2 separate regions of the Homo sapiens genome follow, and region 2 is linked to region 1. The links are chromatin contacts, found by Hi-C in ENCODE. All regions are on one chromosome and are shown on one strand. Each heading gives the region's core, a stretch centred on a gene start or an enhancer-like site at or near the end of the contact. The rest is flanking DNA. Distances are from core to core; before and after follow the strand shown. Region 1 holds the start of PSMD6 (proteasome 26S subunit, non-ATPase 6). Region 2 has its middle 20 kb from the start of KBTBD8.

The links. A loop is a pair of places that touch in the nucleus more often than their neighbours do. Pooled maps may share reads with other maps.
Region 2: a loop to region 1 is called in a pooled map, with 2.4 times the contacts of the local background. The contact joins the enhancer-like site here to the promoter of PSMD6 in region 1. A Hi-C loop is called at or near these places in 2 of 50 pooled maps.

What each region holds. Positions count from the first base shown.
Region 1 is chr3:64,021,908-64,025,346 of GRCh38, forward strand. PSMD6 (proteasome 26S subunit, non-ATPase 6) reads right to left here and starts at 1,587. Exons shown (of 8, transcript NM_014814.3): 1 at 1,368-1,587; 2 at 411-616. The coding sequence starts at 1,512. It overlaps LOC105377121 (a long non-coding RNA gene), which reads left to right and starts at 2,168. Exons shown (of 3, transcript XR_940906.3): 1 at 2,168-2,244; 2 at 2,718-2,835. RefSeq lists enhancers at 889-1,511, 1,196-1,545, 1,512-2,133 and a silencer at 1,696-1,795.
Region 2 is chr3:67,016,790-67,020,531 of GRCh38, forward strand. No RefSeq gene overlaps it. Among named protein-coding and RNA genes, the nearest start is that of KBTBD8, 20 kb to the left of the region's middle. RefSeq lists an enhancer at 1,605-1,654. Within about 2 kb of position 1,807, at least 3 of the 41 ENCODE cell types and tissues checked have a DNase peak (open chromatin) inside an H3K27ac peak, as active enhancers do.

The DNA.
Region 1 (3,439 bases), core at 337-2,836:
CAGAACTTCAGCATTTACTATACTGTTTCTTAGTTTCTGCTAAGTATTACTCGTGTAAAGTACTAAAGACACCAGAACCAGTGCTTCCCAACCAAGTGAGAAAACTGCTGAAAATGATCCCAATTTTGTAAAAGCAGTAAATAAAATTCTCTAGATGTACACTTACGTTTTTATCGGCATGGGGTGAAATGGGGAAGAATACAGCCCTAGCTGCTGTTTGGGGAAATGACAAGGCATTTCATGGAGACGACTTTTTCATCTTTACATTGATTCACCAGTACAAGCAAGCATGATTACCTTTATACTTTTTCTAAAACGAAGTTAATTTTTTTAATGAGAAACGATTACCTGGAATAGTCTCCAATTTTAGCCTATACTAACTACAGAGAGGGAAAACCATCTCTACTCACTTTGTCACCTATCCGGCAGAGGTACTCGGCCTTTGCCATCATTGCATCGCGAATTTCGCTCTCTCCTAGATTCTTCTCTGCATCTTCCAGCTCCTCATCCAAACGCTTCAACTCATCTTCATTTGCCTTCTTCATTTTATTGAGTAGGTCCACGTCTATCTGCCAGTCGAGGGATTTGCACAAGGCTTCATAGTAAGGAGCCATGTCTAACATGCAAAAAGAGGGATGTGTGAGTGGGGACACTTGTGCCCTCAAGTCAAAGTCTGCCCACGTATTTCACCCCCCGCCCCGCCACAAGTCATCCACCAGTCTCTTCCCCACTAACAGGAAGGCATGCGATGGCGCTTAATAATCGGCTTGGCAAAACATAAACGTATGCTGGTGGGAGGTTTGCGTGACGGCCAATCCTGGCAATGCCAACCTCTACTAGGGCTGGAGGGAGGGCAATCCTCGGTTTGCTCTTGCCGGATTCTGTTCCAAAAGTCTTCAAACAGGGAAAGACTTTTTATACACACATACTCACATACATATGTTCAAACATACACATTCACTACAGAAGGGCCAGAAAGAACCGAACCCAAATTTCCCTTCCACAGGCAAGCTGAACTCTCCCACAGGAATACCCCGCGCCCGGGAGCAGTCCCCACTGACAGAAAGTCACGGGGCCTTTACTCTGTGCCTAGCACAGGGGTAAATATTAATGCCTCACGATTCTCCCCCAAGCTGCCCTTACAGGGGAAGGCGGCACAGAGAGATGCAGACCCCGCTGAGGCAAGTCGAGGTCCCCCAGGGTATCCCCAAACCAAAGCAAAACCCTAAGGGCCGGAGAAGCCAGGCCTGGTCTCTGAGACCCCGTCAGAGGGGTCTGGAGCTCCATCAAAAAAAGTCCCCGCAGGCTCCGGAACGCGGGGACGGCCCAGGCCTAGGCCGCTGACTCGGCGCTCGTGCGGGCCTCACTGTTATCGCGGACGGCCGCCATCAGCTCGTCGCGCACGGCAGCGTCTCCGCGGTGCTCGGGCAGGCTGAGCAGGAAGCGCAGCTGCGCGATACGCAAGTCGGGGTTCTTGGGCAGACCCTCCTCCTCCAGGTTCTCCAGCGGCATCGCGGCGAAGGGGACAGCGGCTGACAGGACACAACTTGGTTACGACCGGCTGCGGCAGCGGAAGCGGGAGGAGTCGGCGAATACGCCCGGCCGCCTGCGGCCCGGCTTCCGGTCCCGTCTCCGCCGGCAGCGTCCTCTGCTGGACACCTCCGGGAACGCCTCACCCGGCCTGGGCGCCTGCGCCCCTGTGTGGTCACGGGGGCTTTTCCACCCTCAAGGCCCCCTGCGGAGTCCCAGAGTGGGTGCAGCCCAACTCAAAAGCCCAATTTCTTGAATCTCTTTCTCACTCCCTTTTTAGCTATTTTACTTTCCGTTTGTAACTGATGGGAGCTTAAAATTTTTTGAAAACTGAAAATGTAATAACAGCATTAATAAAAACAATCACCATAGTTTGTCGAGTCGTTACTCTCATTCATCTTATTAAAATCATCTTCATGCTGCGAGGTAGTACTATTAGCCTATTTAGTAGGTAAGACAAATGAGGCACAAAGAGGTTAGGGAAACAGACCAACCAAGGTCATGTAACAGCCATGTCGCAAGGCCTAAATGAAAACCCCTATCTAGAACTCTAAAATCCACATTCTTTCTGCGGTTTTAAGAAGAAAAAAAAACTGCACCCAGGATTCTACGTCATAGTACAACAGCATCATCGTTTTGTTTACACATAAATTAAATCATTACATGCCTGCATTTTCAGCTTCCTTTTGTTCACATTGCTACAGATCTTCAGAGGTGGTAATCTTTACATTAAATTCCTTTTTTTTTTGAAACGGAGTCTTGCCCTGTCACCCAGGCTGGAGTGCAGTGGCACAATCTTGGCTCACTGCAACCTCTGCCTCCCAGCTTCAATCGATTCTCCTGCCTCAGCCTCCCAAGTAGCTGGGATTACAGGCCTGCACCACCATGCCGGGCTAATTTTTGTATTTTTAGTAGAGACGGGGTTTCACCATGTTGGCCAGGCTGGTCTTGACCTTCTGACCTCAAGTGATTCCCCCGCCTCAGTCGTCCAAAGTGCTGGGATTACAGGTGTGGGCCACCATGCCTGGCCTAAATTCCATCTAATGGATTTACCATAATTTACTTTCACTCTTCCCTCTGTTAGAGGTGTCTTTAGGTTGACCAGAGTTTTTACTTACCTAATATAAAAACTTGGATGAAGACTTTGGATGTCTAGATCACTTCATGTTTTGCATCTTTTTCCTTAGCATAAAATCCCATGAAGGAATAACGGACAAAGGGAAGAAGGATTTTGTGACTTGGGGATATTTAATGTTAAATGGTTTTCCAAAAGAGCTGAACCAGTTTACACAGCTGCTGAAACAGGTGAGACTGCCACATCTCACAGGCAGTAGGCATCATCACATAATTTAAATCTATTATTTGTTTCTATAAAAATGAAACAAGCATTTTGAAGACAACTCAAATGATAGAGAAAATATGAAGAGTAAAAAAAAAATACTATTAAATAGCTCTCCACCACTGCTAAACTTTTGGTAAAAAACTTTCTAAAATTCTTTCATTTAGTCATTCAACAAACATGATTGCATGGTTACAAAGTACCAGGCACTGTCTTAGGCCTCAAGGACTCAGCAGTGAAGAGCACAAAGCCCTGTCTTTGGAACTTACATTCCAGAGAAGCATAGCTTCTTTAAAACTCATCTGGGTATATTAACATGATCATTCTATACTCGCACATTTTAAACTGTGTTTTATTCATTCTACCATGTATTGTGGATATCTTGGATGACAATGGATTGACCATATAGGATTCCATTATATTTATTTCTGTTTGTTTGTTATTTTTGAGACGGATCTCACTCTGTTTGAGACGGATCTCAGGCTGGAGTACAGTGGGGTGATCTTGGCTCACTGCAACCTCCATCTCCCGGGTTCAAGCGATTCTCCTGCCTTGGCCTCCTGAGTAGCT
Region 2 (3,742 bases), core at 557-3,056, 3.0 Mb after region 1:
CCATGTGAAGATCTGAAATGAGAAAGTGGTTTTAGCCAAGTGCAAGAGATGAAAACCAATTGCTGTGAATTAAGGTGCAGGTGGAGGATGTGAGTGGGTGTCAGTGGGTGAGAGTGCAGGTGCTTCCCCAGGAAGCCTGCAGGTGAGGAGATTCTGAGACGTGGAGGTGCTGGAGAAATAATATTTTTTTAAAAATCAGAACATTTAGGCCTTTTCAATAAAAATGGGAAATGAGAAATATCCTTGCAAAAAGTCAAAATCTTTTCCATTTCTAGACTATTCCCGGTTGAGAGTTCTGCAGTATACCCGTTAACCCCAAAAGTTAAAGAGATTAGGGATATGCAAAAACATGCAAAGAGGCAGGACTGATGAAAGACAAACCCCTAGAAATAGGAGCAGAGTGAAAAAAGAGAAAATCCTGACCCAGAGAGAGGTAGACACACTTTCTATAGCCTCTTACATTTCTGAAAAAGAATGAAAATAGTAAGAGTTTTTGCAACTTCTTGCTACTTTGCCCCAGAGCCAAATATGGTTCCCACCCCTGACCCAAAACATCTGGTTTGTGATAAGGGCTCAATTATCCTGTGCTTTCTAAAGTATGTGGTGGGTGTGGTGATGGCAGGAGTCAACAGGCAGAAGAATGGATGAGCTAATCAGAGCATGCATACGTGAAAGTAAAGAGGACAAGGGTCCTCTCACTTGGTGTTTGTGTAGCTGGAGATGACAGGGAGATGACACCTATCACTCAGGGGCCTGCCCCAGTGAGTGGGGAGTTTCATGGATCTCACCTCAAGTTGTACAAGTATATGTCCTGGGGCAATTTTGATTCACAATTTATAAAATCATGGTAGGATTTTATAATTTTATTTTATAACTTTACCCTATAGCTGCAGGCAGAAAAAAGAGGAGAGTAATTTTGATATGTGTATATAGGCTTTTTTTTCACTTTATATGAATTGTTTATTCATATCTTTTCCTCATTTTTCCTTTTTAAAATTTCATTTAAGTTCCGGGATACACGAGGTTTTTATATTCATATATAAATGTGATACACAGCAAAATACTTGCATCAGTATCTGTGTATCCTTCTTGAAGGTTTCTAAGAAATTGGTTATAATTTTCTTTTTAATCTACATTTTACTATTCCAAAAATTAAAATGCTATCCACACTTTACTGGGCACTGACCTGTGTGAGGTTGATTTCCATGGTAGCATGAAAAAATATATCTATCCTGTTTTGCATGACAAAACATATCTATCATACTTACATATATGATAACAACGACCCATGTGAAAAATAATATCTATGAGACACTGACTAATATCTTATTCTTGCATATCACTTTCTAGTTTTTGAAATGCTTTGGTATCTGTTATCTTTTTGGTTCCTACTACCGGTGCTGCAGCCATCTGTCATTGTCCCCCTTTTACTTTTGAAGAAACAAAGAAACAGAAAAGGAGTTGTTAAACTTAGGGATCAAACTTAGCTGTAAATGAAAGCAGACCTGTTAATTTCCTCCCACTCCCTAGTGAGCAGGGACCCAGGAAGATGGCCCGAATGGTTATATTCAAAGGCAGAACGTGGAGGTGCTGGGACTGCAGACCTTCTTGCTGGTCAAGGAGCCAGTTTGGGATGTAAAGTGAGTGAGTTCACTTTTGGAAGAGCTGAGTTTCAAGTGACAGAGGATCACTATGTATAGATTACTGTGCCGAGAAACAGCCAGGATGGGTGTGGAGACAGGAAACTGAATGAAGGTGATAGGTCAGGCGAAGATGTGGAGTTGGCAGTCACCCAAATACCGGTCAGCGCTCAAGGCACTTACAGAGGGAACGAGAAGAGCCCGGGTGAGAGCCAAGCGTCGGAGGGCCCACGTGAGGACTTAAGGAAGGGGAAGAGAGCATTTCAAAGAGCCAAGGACAGAGAGGTCCTGGGAGAAGCAGGAGCATAGCCTTGAGAAAGGAAAGAGGCTGCATGTGAAGGGAAAACTTGGTGTTCAGAATGAAGACGGCTCCTGAAAACTCAGTTCAACCTTTTGTTCATCAAATGTTCACTGTTAAGTGCAGGTTTTAAATTTGGACTCTGAAAAATGGTTTCTTCATATAGAATAGTGATATGAATGATTTCATTCACTGGAACATCTCACCGCCTAACCAGTGACTCAGAGGAACTTTCCTCTGTTAATGAGTGTGGCCTTCCTCTCCGCTCACCCTTCTGCACCTTGACACGGGACACTGCTCCTCTTCTGTGTCTGAGTCTGCTTGGATTTGAAGCTCCCCAAGGGCAAGGACCCTTTATCTCGAGTGTGTACTGAGCGCGGATCATGGTGCTTGACAGACAGGGGTCCCTCAACCAATTCAAGGAACAATGGCATGAATATCCCGCTTCTGCTTTCCGGCGGTTTAGTTTTCCTCTCTGGGACTCTCTGACTCCATATTTCCCGTTGTTTGGAAAGATACATTTGCAGGCTTAGCCGTGATTGGCAAACATTTTTATATGGGGCTTGGCATTTTAACATCTGGAAAAGTTGTGAAATCAATTAGCTGCAGATAAAGATGGACAGATGGAAATATCTGGTGGTTTTCTGCACATCGGCTATGCAAATAATCAGACCATTGCTTATTGTGCTACACTTGGACTCTGTTTTACCAGATTTTAGGAAGAGTATTGTTTTTTGTTTTGGAGCATGAGCACTCAGTCAGGACATAGAAATACCATCTCCTACTGAAAAGGGGACTGGGTGTAAACGTGGAGTATTTATCAGTGTGGAGTTTTCATACACTTTTCCGACAGGCTTATCAAATCTCTCTGGAAAATTTAGGTTTTTGTTTCATTCAAACAATGATGCAGTTGCATTGATTCTATTCTATCATGTATGTATGGTGGAGGAGGGCAAAGAAAGATAAAATTAACAGACTGGAGAAGGGGATGAGAACTAGGCGCTTGAAAGGGAATTGTTAAACTTGCTGGATCAAACTTTGCTTTAGCTTAAATGAAAAGAGACATTTTATCAATTTCCTGTGAGTGGGGACCCAAAAGGATGGCCTGATTGGTTATATTCAAAATAATGAAATTATTTCCCCTCCTACATCTGAGTTACAATATTAAAGCTTTGCAACCTGCTTTGTGCTGCATATATATCCTTTAGATTCCTAGATGGGCTTCCACATGTGATTAAAAATGCTCATTCCCCTCCCTTCCCTCATCTCTGCTAATATATATTGAAGCCACTGTGCCATTGCTTTCTAGCAGCCAGTGCTACTACGGATAAGTTGCAGGTTATTCTGTTTCCCTGACCTTTGTAAATTTCCTCTCTCTTTTTCTTTTTTTCTGGAATCTTATAGAATCTTCTATTTTCCTTTATATTCTGAAATTTCACAATATATGCCTAGGTTTATGGATTTTTCATGTGATATACTGGCACTGGGAAATTCTCCTGTCATTTATTTGATAATTTATTCCCCTGTGTTCTTGCTTGCTTTCTTTCTGAAATTCCTATTAGATATTGAATTTCTTAGATATGTTTGTTCTCGTATTTCTCTGTTTCTCAATCTCTTTCTACTTTCTAGAAGATTTTCTTGATTGAAGTTTTCAACTCTTCTAATAACTCAGCTACTGTTTTTTTTTTGATTTGCAAGAAGTTGTTTTTGTTTTATGATTATTCTTTTTATGGCAATCTAATAAATATTCTTTTCTTATGCATAAAATATTTTCTTGTATTTCTCTGAGAATCCTGTTTTCCAA